2 separate regions of the Homo sapiens genome follow, and region 1 is linked to region 2. Evidence: chromatin contacts called from ENCODE Hi-C or POLR2A ChIA-PET data. All regions are on one chromosome and are shown on one strand. The core of a region is the stretch at or near the end of the contact, and the rest is flanking DNA. Distances in the headings are between cores, read along the strand shown.

Region 1 (5,658 bases), core at 1,163-3,662, 5.6 Mb after region 2:
TTAAGAGGGCACTTTTAATTTTCAAGTTGTGTTTGAAACTATAGAGTATGCTAATACAACTTAATATAAATATAAATAATATATAAGCTCTCTCTCTGCATATATACACATATAAACAGACCCAAGCATTAGACCACTGATGTTGTACTTTCAGGATTCACACGAATAAGTCTAGATGCATTCCTCAGATCTTGGAGTTGCTTGGCAGGTTTCCCCACACCTTCTTCAAACCTTTTCTCCACCACAGGGAGGACTGTTTCATATAAAAAGGATGCATTCTGTCTGATAAAAGCTTTCTTCTCTGGATCCTGCTCACATCGAAGACTATAATCCACATGCTGAACAGCAACCAAAATGATTTCCACCAGGCTCTCCAAAAGTACCATGTGCAGCTCTGGGAAATACAGCTTCAGGGCCTCTTCCAAGAAGCCCATGGTCTGTTTGGTGAAAGCAACCACTGTGTAACTTAGGTTCACCCAGCAGTCATCCCCTGTGTACTGCTCAAAGTTACTTACCCCACAACTTTTCATCTCTTCTTTGAGCTTACCCAGGGCTTCTGGCGTCATCAAGTTCATCCTCCTCCACATCTCTTCAGAGTTGCGATGTTTAGTGGCTTCAATGATGATTTCTTTGTAACTGTGCAAGGCCCCTTGGATGTCTTTCACCAGAAGGGCATGGATGATGAAGGTGAGATCCAGTCCGATATCACCCAGTTGCTGGCAATGCTCCTTAGCCACTTTTACACACTCAGCTGCTGTAGAGAGGCTCTCCTTACTATCAAACACCTGCTTGCTAAAAGCATCCACGAACATGCCCATGGCTGATCTTGCCCAGACCACAAAGGCAGAGTAGCAGCCGCTGTCAGTGCCTGCAAAATCGATCTCAAATTCTCTTGCAGTCTCGAGAAGGCTGGTAAAGAAGACATGGCACAGCTTATGAATATAGAGTAAAGTGGCACCTTCGATGCGAAGCTGACGAATTGCAGTATGAACAGCGGCTGCCCTGTTTCTCAAAAATAGCTCACAGGCCTTCGTGCACTGGCCCAGCCGGATCAGTTGCGAAACTGCTCTGCGAGTAGCCTTCGGACCACCTCTCAGGGAACGATCTGGGGAGAGTTCGAAAACTAGCACCTCAGTGAGCTGTCGAACTCGCTCCTCCACTTTGGCCCTTAGTTCTTTTACAGGAGGTGGGCTAGGTTTATCTTCCAGGTAATGGTTCAATTTATCCAGCAGGTCAACCGCCCCTTCAAAGTCTCTCTGCGCAATGCAGACATCCAGGTCTTCAGGTAACTCCTGGATCCATTCCATGGAGAGGTCCACCTTCTCTTCCTCTACCTCAGGAACAGCTGGTTCTTCTTCTTCGTCATCCTCAAATGGGTTAGTGGCCTTGGAAGTCACTTGGGGTGGCCCTCGAGGGGCCGCTGCCTCCTCCTGCTCCCTTCGCCTTTTCTCACTGAGGGCCCTCTTGGTGTCCTCCAGCACTTCCAGCCACTCTCGTTTGATTTTAGCATTTTCGGCCTGGAAAATACGGCTCTCGGGGAACATAAGCAGCTTGAACATGTCCTTCATGGGCGGGTTGTCCTTGACATTGACTACGGCCAAACCATCTAGGGAATAGAGAGCGTTGTAGCGATACATCCCACGCCGCTGAGGCAGCCAGGTAGCCACCAACAAGCAATCGTTCATGAGAAAGCCGTGCACCCGCTGCAGTTGGGCCATGTGGTCCGCATCGTATTCCACTAGGTCCCCATTGTACACCAAGTACTGTCCCGGCGTCTCCAGCAGATGCCTGCAGCCTTCCACCTTCTCAAGCAGGGTGGTGAGAGTGCGCTGCTTTCCTTCCTCGCCTGGACCGGAGCCGTCGCGGGAGGCACCCCCGGGGGTGGAGAAAAAGCCGGCCTGGCCTCGGAGGTGGTCTCGGCCCCCCGCCCCACCGACTCCCTCCTCCCCTCCAGAGGCGGCGGCGGCTCCGGCGGCAGCAGCGGCAGGCAGCAACGTAAGCGGGATGCTCTCCAGGCTGCTTTTCTGCTCGGTCAGCAAATGGCTGAGCTGGTACATCTCGCTCTCCAGGTAGGAGATCTCGCGGGCCGTCTCTATGAACTGCCGGTAGTTCTGGTAGACGTTGCGCTTCAGGTTCTGCGCCGTCTCCTCCGCCAGCGCCTGGATGCGCTGCCGGTGCTCCTGGAGGTCCCGGTCCCCATCCGACTGCTGCGAGAGCTGCTTCACGTACAGCCGCGCCTCAAAACCCCCTGACTCCAGCTGCCGACGCAGGCGGCTCGCCCCACTGTCCGACATCGCCATCGCCATTTCTCTCCGGGTCTCACGCACTCACTGTCACTATCGGCGCCGCAGCCGCCGCGGCTGTCTAGACCCACCCAAGGCCAACCGAGCTCCTGGGCTGAGGAAGCAGGAATGGGAACGAGACGAGTACGCCTGCGCCGGGTCTGAGCGTCAGACACTGCGCCTGCGCAAGTGGGCCGAGCGCAGACATTGCGCCTGCGCAGCAATGCCATCGGTTAAAGCGCATGCGCAAGATGAGCTATTGCGGAAGTGAGGGGAGGGAGAGGCCGAGAGAAATTTCGGTACTGCGCATGAACCGAGCGTGACGTTGAGGTTTGAAATAACCGGCAAAGAGTAAAGGCTGAAACTAGCTTCCTGAAAGCTTCGTAGGGCCCGAGCCCTGTGAGCCCAGGTTCTGCGCCCACTAGGAGGTGTCATGCTGACTGCTTTTTTTAAAGCCCTAGAATCTTGGCTTCGGCGTTTGGGGTAAGCTCCGTTCTCGTTCTCAAGCGCGTTTCCGCGAACTCTCGCGGGATTGACGGGCCGTCTCGAGAGCCGGCATCTCCTAGGAGCTAGTCCTGGTCCTCGGCTAGGCGGCTTGGGGTCGCGGCGTAACTGGGGAGCCAGCCTGACGCCGGCGGACCCCGCCTGTGATCCTGGCAACGATGGATGATGACTTGATGTTGGCACTGCGGCTTCAGGAGGAGTGGAACTTGCAGGAGGCGGAGCGCGATCATGCCCAGGAGTCCCTGTCGCTAGTGGACGCGTCGTGGGAGTTGGTGGACCCCACACCGGACTTGCAGGCACTGTTTGTTCAGTTTAACGACCAATTCTTCTGGGGCCAGCTGGAGGCCGTCGAGGTGAAGTGGAGCGTGCGAATGACCCTGTGAGTTCCGAGCCCCGCTGGGGAAAGAGGCGGGACTGGCAGCTTTCCTGCAGCCCCCGGCCCTGGTTTTCTCTCCTTTCTCTAGTCCGACGGTCCCAGGGGGCGTTAAATGAGGGGAGTCTGGTTTTGGACCTGGCAATTCCTGCCTCGGCGTGTTTCTGTCTTCCTTACCTTTTCTCCCACTCGAACAATAAGAAAGCTGTGTAGACCACACCGCCACGGTTGGACTCAGGGCCGTAACAAAAAAGAGATTTTTATTTGAATCTCACTTCACTTGAAAATAACAAGTTCCTGATTTGCCTTATGATAGTGCTGTAGGACCCAGAAGGGAGAAGCAACCAAATCTGCACCTAAGAAAGTGCTGAGGACGCAGAGTAACTGCCAAAGGATGTGTGTTCTCCTCCTCTATTCCCGTTAGGAAACCCACTTTAGTTAGCTCGTGTGTTGCATTGGGGATCTTCAGTGATGCTTTTAAAACGATTCTTTTTCTACACGCTAAATTTCAGAAATCCCTATTTGAAATAATAATCTACTCCTGCACGTGAACAGGGTTAAGTTTAAGATACAGTTGTATCCCAGCATGCTTGTTTTTGAGTTGATAGAAAACAACCTACTGTCAAACAAATTAAGATATGATATTAAATTGTGTTTAAAGTACCAATTTCCTTTATACAGGCGTCTGTTATGATTTTGGAGATATGCTACTGGAGATATCTGCTTGTTAATAACACCGAACTGTAACTTGTCGGAAGGAGACTGGGAGTAGCAGAATAGGATTGCCTTTGAGCTGTTGCAGCCTAGCTAGGGCAAGGGGAGCTGCAGTTGGGCCATGTGGTCCGCATCGTATTCCACTAGGTCCCCGTTGTACACCAGGTACGGTCCTGGCGTCTCTAGCAGGTGCCTGCAGCCTTCCACCTTCTCAAGCAGGGTGGTGAGAGCACGCTGCTTTCCTTCCTTGCCCGGCGGGGATCGGAGCCATCGCGGGAGGCGCCCGCGGGGGTTGTAACTAATTAATTAGGTGAAATGCAAGTATCTGCTAACCAAGGGGGGTATACTTTCATGAAAGCCATCTGCCAACTGAGTTAGTGTGAACTGCCCAAGAATGTGTAAGGACTTGGGCATATTTGGCCAATGTAACACATTTTTATGGTGATTGTTTTCTAGGTGTGCTGGGATATGCAGCTATGAAGGGAAGGGTGGAATGTGTTCCATCCGTCTCAGCGAACCCCTTTTGAAGTTGAGGCCAAGAAAGGATCTTGTAGAGGTATTTTTCGTGTAAACTTGCTTCCTAGCGCAGTAATTTACAAATACTTGTCAATGATTTAGACTGCTGTGAATTCGCCTGTATGTATCGTTAAAAAAAGTCACTTTGCCCTCAGTGAAAGCTTGAATTATGGGGCAAACAATAATGAACACCTTATGTTTTTTATAGTGCTTCATAGTAAAAAAAAAAAAAACAAAAAAAAGGCTTCTAGGGGCCGGGCACGCTGGCTCACGCCTGTAATCCCGACACTTTGGGAGGCCGAGGCGGGCGGATCACGAGGTCAGAAGATCAAAAACATCCTAGCCAACACGGTGAAACCCCGTCTCTACAAAAAAAAAAATACAGAAAATTAGCCGGGCGTGGTGGCCGGCGCCTGTAGTCCCAGCTACTCGGGAGGCTGAGGCAGGAGAATGGCATGAACTGAGGAGGCGGAGCTTGCAATGAGCCGAGATCGCGCCACTGCACTCCAGCCTGGGTGACAGAGCAAGACTCTGTCTCAAAAAAATAAAAGCCTTCTAGGTATATTATCTGTTTTGATTTTACAACAGCCCTGTTTATGTTCATGTGTTGCTGTTTTCATTTTTATGAGTAAAGAAATTAAGGTTCAGAGAGGTTAAGTAACTGGCTTAAGTTACTTATTTAGAAACAGAGAAAACAGGATCCACATGTTCCTGTTGAGAAACACAAATTTTGATTCTCCTCAGTTGGGCTGCAACACTGCTGTGCTCTCAGGACACCTAGCTGAGCTGGCAGCACAAACCAGTGTGAGGGCACGCTTCACATTTAGAGCTGGTACTTACTTCTGCTAGCAGAATGGAGCAGTGGGAGCTGAGGCAGGAGGATCTCTTGAACCCGGGAGGCGGAGGTTGCAGTGAGCCGAGACCGTACCATTGCATTCCAGCCTGGGCAACAAGAGCGAAACTCTGTCTCAAAAAAAAAAAGAAAGAATTATCTGTACAAAAGAGCACAGTGGTAGTTTCTGAGCATGGGGTGGGAAGCATGTTAAAACATGCTTGGAGATGAGAGATGCTGTTTTTAAGGATAATAAAAGGCAATGGATTACATAACAGTGTGAATATACTCAACACTGAACTGTACACATAAAAATGGGTAAGTTGGGGAATTTTGTTAATTTTTTTTACCACAGTTTGTTTAAAAAGTAGCTACTAAATGTAAAGTGGTACAGTAGAAATACTTGATTAATGAAAAAGAACAGAGCTCAGATGATA
Region 2 (4,916 bases), core at 184-2,683:
TGTTGTTGTTGTTGTTGTTGTTTTAGAGACAGAGTCTTGCTCTGTTGCCCAGGCTGGAGTGCAGTGATATGCGATCTTGGCTCACTACATCCTCCATCTCCTGGGTTCAAGAGATTCTCCTACCTCAGCCTCCCGAGTAGAGTAGCTGGGATTACAGGCACCCACGACCAAGCCCAACTAATTTTTTTATTTTTAGTAGAGATGGGGTTTCACGATGTTGACCAGGGTGGTCTTGAACTCCTGACTTCAAGTGATCTGCCCACCTCAGCCTCCCAGAGTGCTGGGATTGCAGGTGTGCACCACCGCTTCCCACCTGTTTTTTTCTAATAGGCTTCCTTATTCATTTCTCACAATGGCTTTTCCAAACCTTCTCCTCAAGGATCCAAACCCATCCTTGCTTCCTCAAAGATCCAAAACCACCCTTCCTATTTACGAAGGTGGTCTCCTGTCTTAGGTGACAAGAAAATGTACCTTCTTGCCCTCGTATCTACATGCTCACCTATACCCTCACCCGACTTTTCCCTCCTCCTCACCCCATCAAAGGCAATAATGCACCTGTTTTTATTCATCTGGGCCTTTGGTCTTCCCCTTCATATTTCCCGAGACCTCGCTTTCTTCTTTCTCTTGTATTTTTTATTTTTCTATCTCTTATGTGTCCTTCTCTAAAAGTTATAAACATGCACAAAATCTTTCCATCTCAAAATATAATACCCTTTACCTGGTGTCCCCTGCAGGCCATCTTCTTTATTTATTTACTTTTGCGCCAGCGTCTTCCTCTGAAGCCCAGGCTGGGTGCGTAGCGCGATCATGGCTCACTGCAGCCTCGGACTCCCGGGCTCAAGCGATCCTCCTGCTTGGAGGATCAGATTTTTTATCCTTGCAGAAGTGATAATATGGCTTCTTCCTCATCTCCTAAACACCAGTCATCTGACATACACTGCAGATCTAAAATGGGCCTACGTGTTCTGCCCTTCCTTGCCTACCTGTTGAGCTTGCACCGCTTCTGTGAGTCTCCCCCCACCCACAAGAGATCCTTCTTCCTTCGCGCTCCACTAACCCGACATAAATGTTTATCATATAAAGTTTTCCGTTGCACTCTTGTGTTTATGTCTCCTGGCTTCTTCACCAAGCTGTGTGACAGCTGGGCCCTGTCGCCTCCTTCCTCGTATATGCAGCGACTATCGCAGAGCCGCTTAATCTTTGTTGAAGGCAGCTGCGGTTCAGCCCTGAGGGCCACGGGACGGACGCCACTCATTCAGCCCTACCGGGGGCGCTGTGGCAGCCGGCATTGGTTGCCGTGCCCTCCGCTTGTCTCGCTCAGCTCTCGAGCCACACGCCCTGGGCTCCGCCCACTCCCTGACAACATCCCTCCTGCCCATTGGGCGAGCATGGACGGGGCTGTCCAATGGAGCGAGGCGTTGGTGCGAGGAGGCGCCGCCATCTTGGGGCTGCTGGGACTCGCGTCGGTTGGCGACTCCCGGACGTAGGTAGTTTGTTGGGCCGGGTTCTGAGGCCTTGCTTCTCTTTACTTTTCCACTCTAGGCCACGATGCCGCAGTACCAGACCTGGGAGGAGTTCAGCCGCGCTGCCGAGAAGCTTTACCTCGCTGACCCTATGAAGGTAAATCGCTGGCGGGGCCGCTGCTTTGGGCCCCAGCCCAGGATGTCTTCCCGCCATCCACTCGGCCCCTGGAGCTTCCCCAGCGCTCCCAGGAGGTGCTGGGAATGAACACAAATGGACCCTGCCAAGTTAATGTTCTGCTCTCTCGTCCCCTTCTTCCCTGATCTAGCGGCCCAGTGAGGCCCTGAAGCTGGCAACAGCCAGGTTCATCTCAGCCCTAAACATTTCTGCAATCGATCTTCCCGCCCCAGTCCCTCAGCTTCCTTTATGGCTTCGGTTGTTTTACGAGTCCCTGAAGCCAGGGCTCCTCCCCCTGCAGCTTCCTGTCCTTTGTCTTGGTTCACTTTTCCTGTACCGCCTAGGCGGTAAGGGTACCTCATGTATATAAAACTGATGATGTTTTTTCTACTACCGCTCAGACATTCTTGAAAGATTCCAATTTGGAAGCATCTGTACCCCCCAGAATATTGGTTCTTAGTATTTTGGGAGTCACAGGCTTTGGGACCATAAGAATAATATTTGCACCTTTCCTCAGAAAAATGGTATAAGTAAATGTATAAGTAAATGTTTGCAAACAATTTTAAGGGATTCATGGACCTCTGAAATACATTCTTAGCCCCCACAAAAATTATAATGGAGGTGGATGTCAGAGGTTAGCTCATTATTAAAAAGCAAAGGAGTCCAAGTGATGGGAGTTTAGCATTCGGGTCTTACTTTTCGTCTCTTGAGGTTTTGGTTATTTTATTGTCATGTCTAAGAATTATTTGAAGCATCTTCGTGTTAATTAAAAGTTCTGCTTCTTTTTAGAACTCAGCATATTGAAGGGATTTTATACTGAAAACCTCAGACCTGGTTATGTATGATGCTTCTTTTGTTTTGTGTTTGTTGTAACTCAGTTATCTCTTTTATGCTGCATTCATTTCCCACTCTCGTGTTACTGACCCCAAGTTAAATTAGGTTCTGTGGGAGACACAAAGGTGAATGAGATTCCGTTCAACCCTTAAGGAGCTGGTATTATTGGAGGGTATTATAGATCCAGTGTATTGTGACTGTATCCCTCGGAGAAGAAAGAAAATTAAAAGCAGATAAAATCTCGGAAAACCGGGGCTCAGGATCTTTTTTTTTTTTTTTCAATAGTTTTATTTTTTTTGAGACGAAATCTCGCACTGTCGCCCGGACTGGAGTGCAATGGCTCAATCTCAGCTCGCTGCAACCTCCACTTCCTGGGTTCAAACGGTTCTCCTGCCTCAGCTTCCCGAGTAGCTAGGTTTACAGGCGCCTGCCACCACACCTGGCTAATTTTTTGTATTTTTAATAGAGGCGGGGTTTCACCATCTTGGCCAGGCTGGTCTGGAACTCCTGACCTCGTGATCCACCCGCGTTGGCCTCCCAAAGTGTTGGGATTACAGGTGTGAGCCACTGCGCCCAGCCCAGGGCTCAGGATTTACTGTGTGAAACTATTGATGATCATTAAGTAATATGAATTATGTTTTAAGTGTATGCAGTGAGCTGGTAACCTGTAACTCCAATGCCACATACAGTTTATAGTGCATATAAGTTTAAAGTGTGCAGCAAGAAATGTTGATAATTATGATTAAAAATAGTATTAGACCCACAGAAAGACCTAGCTAAGTAACAAGCTGTAAAACATACTTCTATTTTTTACAATAAAATGATACAATAATAAATGATGGAAATTGTATTTTTTAAATTGAGTAATTTGTTTATAACACTGGTGACTTCTGGTTGCTTCATTTGGTTAGCTTCCCTTGTTGGCAGGGTCATTTGTTTCTTCATTCAGACAATGCTACTCTGAGACCACACAGGACTTTTATCCAGAAGTACCCACAGTATAAACTAAAAATACTTGAGACAACAGTAAAGAATATATAAATTCACATCAAGAGTAACTGTACTGTAAGAATGTGATGGCAGTGGTAGGGAAAATGAAAATAATTAGAGCATCACTGTGAGCAAAGCATGTCTAGAATAGACAAGAAAGAGAATATTTCACCTCTTACCCAGTCAGAAAATTGCAGTTGGCACAGGCTGGAGTGCAGTGGCACAAATCACAGTTCGCTGCACCATTGAACTGGGCTCGAGTGATCCTCCCACCTCAGCCTCCTGAGTAGCTGAGACTACAGACATGCCACCATGCCTGCCTAATTTTTTTTTTTTTTTTTTTTTTTTTTAAAGACGGGGCTCTTGCTTTGTTGCCCAGGTTGGTCTTAAATCCTTGCCTCAGGTGATTCTCCTGCCTCAGCTTCCCAAGTAGCTGGGATTACAGACACAAGCCATGGCGCCTGGCTTGACTGATATGTTGAGAGGGGAGAGGATGAGTGTAGAGGAAGAGCTTAACAGTTTTTTTTGTTTGTTTGTTTTCCAAGATGGAGTTTTGTTCTTGTTGCCCAGGCTGGAGGGCAGTGGCGCCATCTTGGCTCACTGCAACCTCCGCCTCTACGTGACAGGCATTTTACATATGTTTATATGTTACAGGCATTTAATATATATTTATGTGTGTTTACATAGATTTATACATAATATATGAACAATTACAGCAACCCATCAAAGTATATAAATGAATGATTTTATATCTGTTAAGTGATATACCTAGTTTCTTGAGAGATTAAGATGAAATTTGGACCCAGATCTTTGAACCCCAAGTCCATTCTCTTTCTGCTAGGGCTAAAGAACAAATTTTGTCAGGTCTCTGGAATCTGTTTTCCAAAATTCTCTGTCTTCTCTCCGCAACACATTTAACCTGTTGATTATACCCAGTATCTTTTTACCACTCTGTCTTGTATTGCTGTAATTGAAGATGGCATTACCACTGGATTATGTAATAACCTCTTTGTTGGTCTGTCAGCCTTTTTAGTTCCTTAACACTCTTGCCACAACTGTCTAAAAAACAAAAGTTGAATTCTTCATCTCCTGCTTAAAAACTGGCTCTTTGATAACTGGATATAGTCCCAACTCCCAGTCACAGTCTGACCCATCTCCAGTCTTTCTGGCTTTGTCTCACCATTTTCATGATCTTCAGCTCTAGTCTCATGAAGCTACCGGATTGTATCCTTGTTCAGAATGATTTTTAGCCTTTCTTCTGCCTTCTTCTATAAGGTTAAAACAAAAAAAGCATTTCAAAGCCACCTCCTTTTTTAGACTTTCCTTTTTCCCAGTCTAAGTTACTTGTTTTCTCTCTTTAGCATTTTATCTGTATATCCCTTTATAGGACTTAATTCATTCTGTCCTTGTGTTTTGGTTATTTTTGGTAAAGAACCTTGATTTTTCTTTCTTTA

What was found. A loop is a pair of places that touch in the nucleus more often than their neighbours do. ChIA-PET counts read pairs that join two places held with the same protein, here RNA polymerase II (POLR2A). Pooled maps may share reads with other maps.
Region 1: a loop to region 2 is called in a map of naive thymus-derived CD4-positive, alpha-beta T cell, with 24 times the contacts of the local background. The contact joins the promoter of EXOC8 here to the promoter of SRP9 in region 2. A Hi-C loop is called at or near these places in 1 of 168 maps with a recorded cell type or tissue (naive thymus-derived CD4-positive, alpha-beta T cell) and 6 of 50 pooled maps. POLR2A ChIA-PET finds 5 or more read pairs at or near these places in 1 of 52 experiments (naive thymus-derived CD4-positive, alpha-beta T cell).

The regions. Positions count from the first base shown.
Region 1 is chr1:231,335,440-231,341,097 of GRCh38, forward strand. EXOC8 (exocyst complex component 8) reads right to left here and starts at 2,413. Exons shown (of 1, transcript NM_175876.5): 1 at 1-2,413. The coding sequence starts at 2,306. The coding sequence ends at 129. It overlaps SPRTN (SprT-like N-terminal domain), which reads left to right and starts at 2,854. Exons shown (of 5, transcript NM_032018.7): 1 at 2,854-3,165; 2 at 4,330-4,429. The coding sequence starts at 2,945. RefSeq lists enhancers at 1,715-2,590, 2,138-2,187, 2,228-2,287, 2,591-3,465, 2,868-3,067 and 1 more and silencers at 1,848-2,017, 4,089-4,138.
Region 2 is chr1:225,776,393-225,781,308 of GRCh38, forward strand. SRP9 (signal recognition particle 9) reads left to right here and starts at 1,434. Exons shown (of 3, transcript NM_003133.6): 1 at 1,434-1,620. The coding sequence starts at 1,549. RefSeq lists enhancers at 427-1,187, 934-1,153, 1,404-1,773.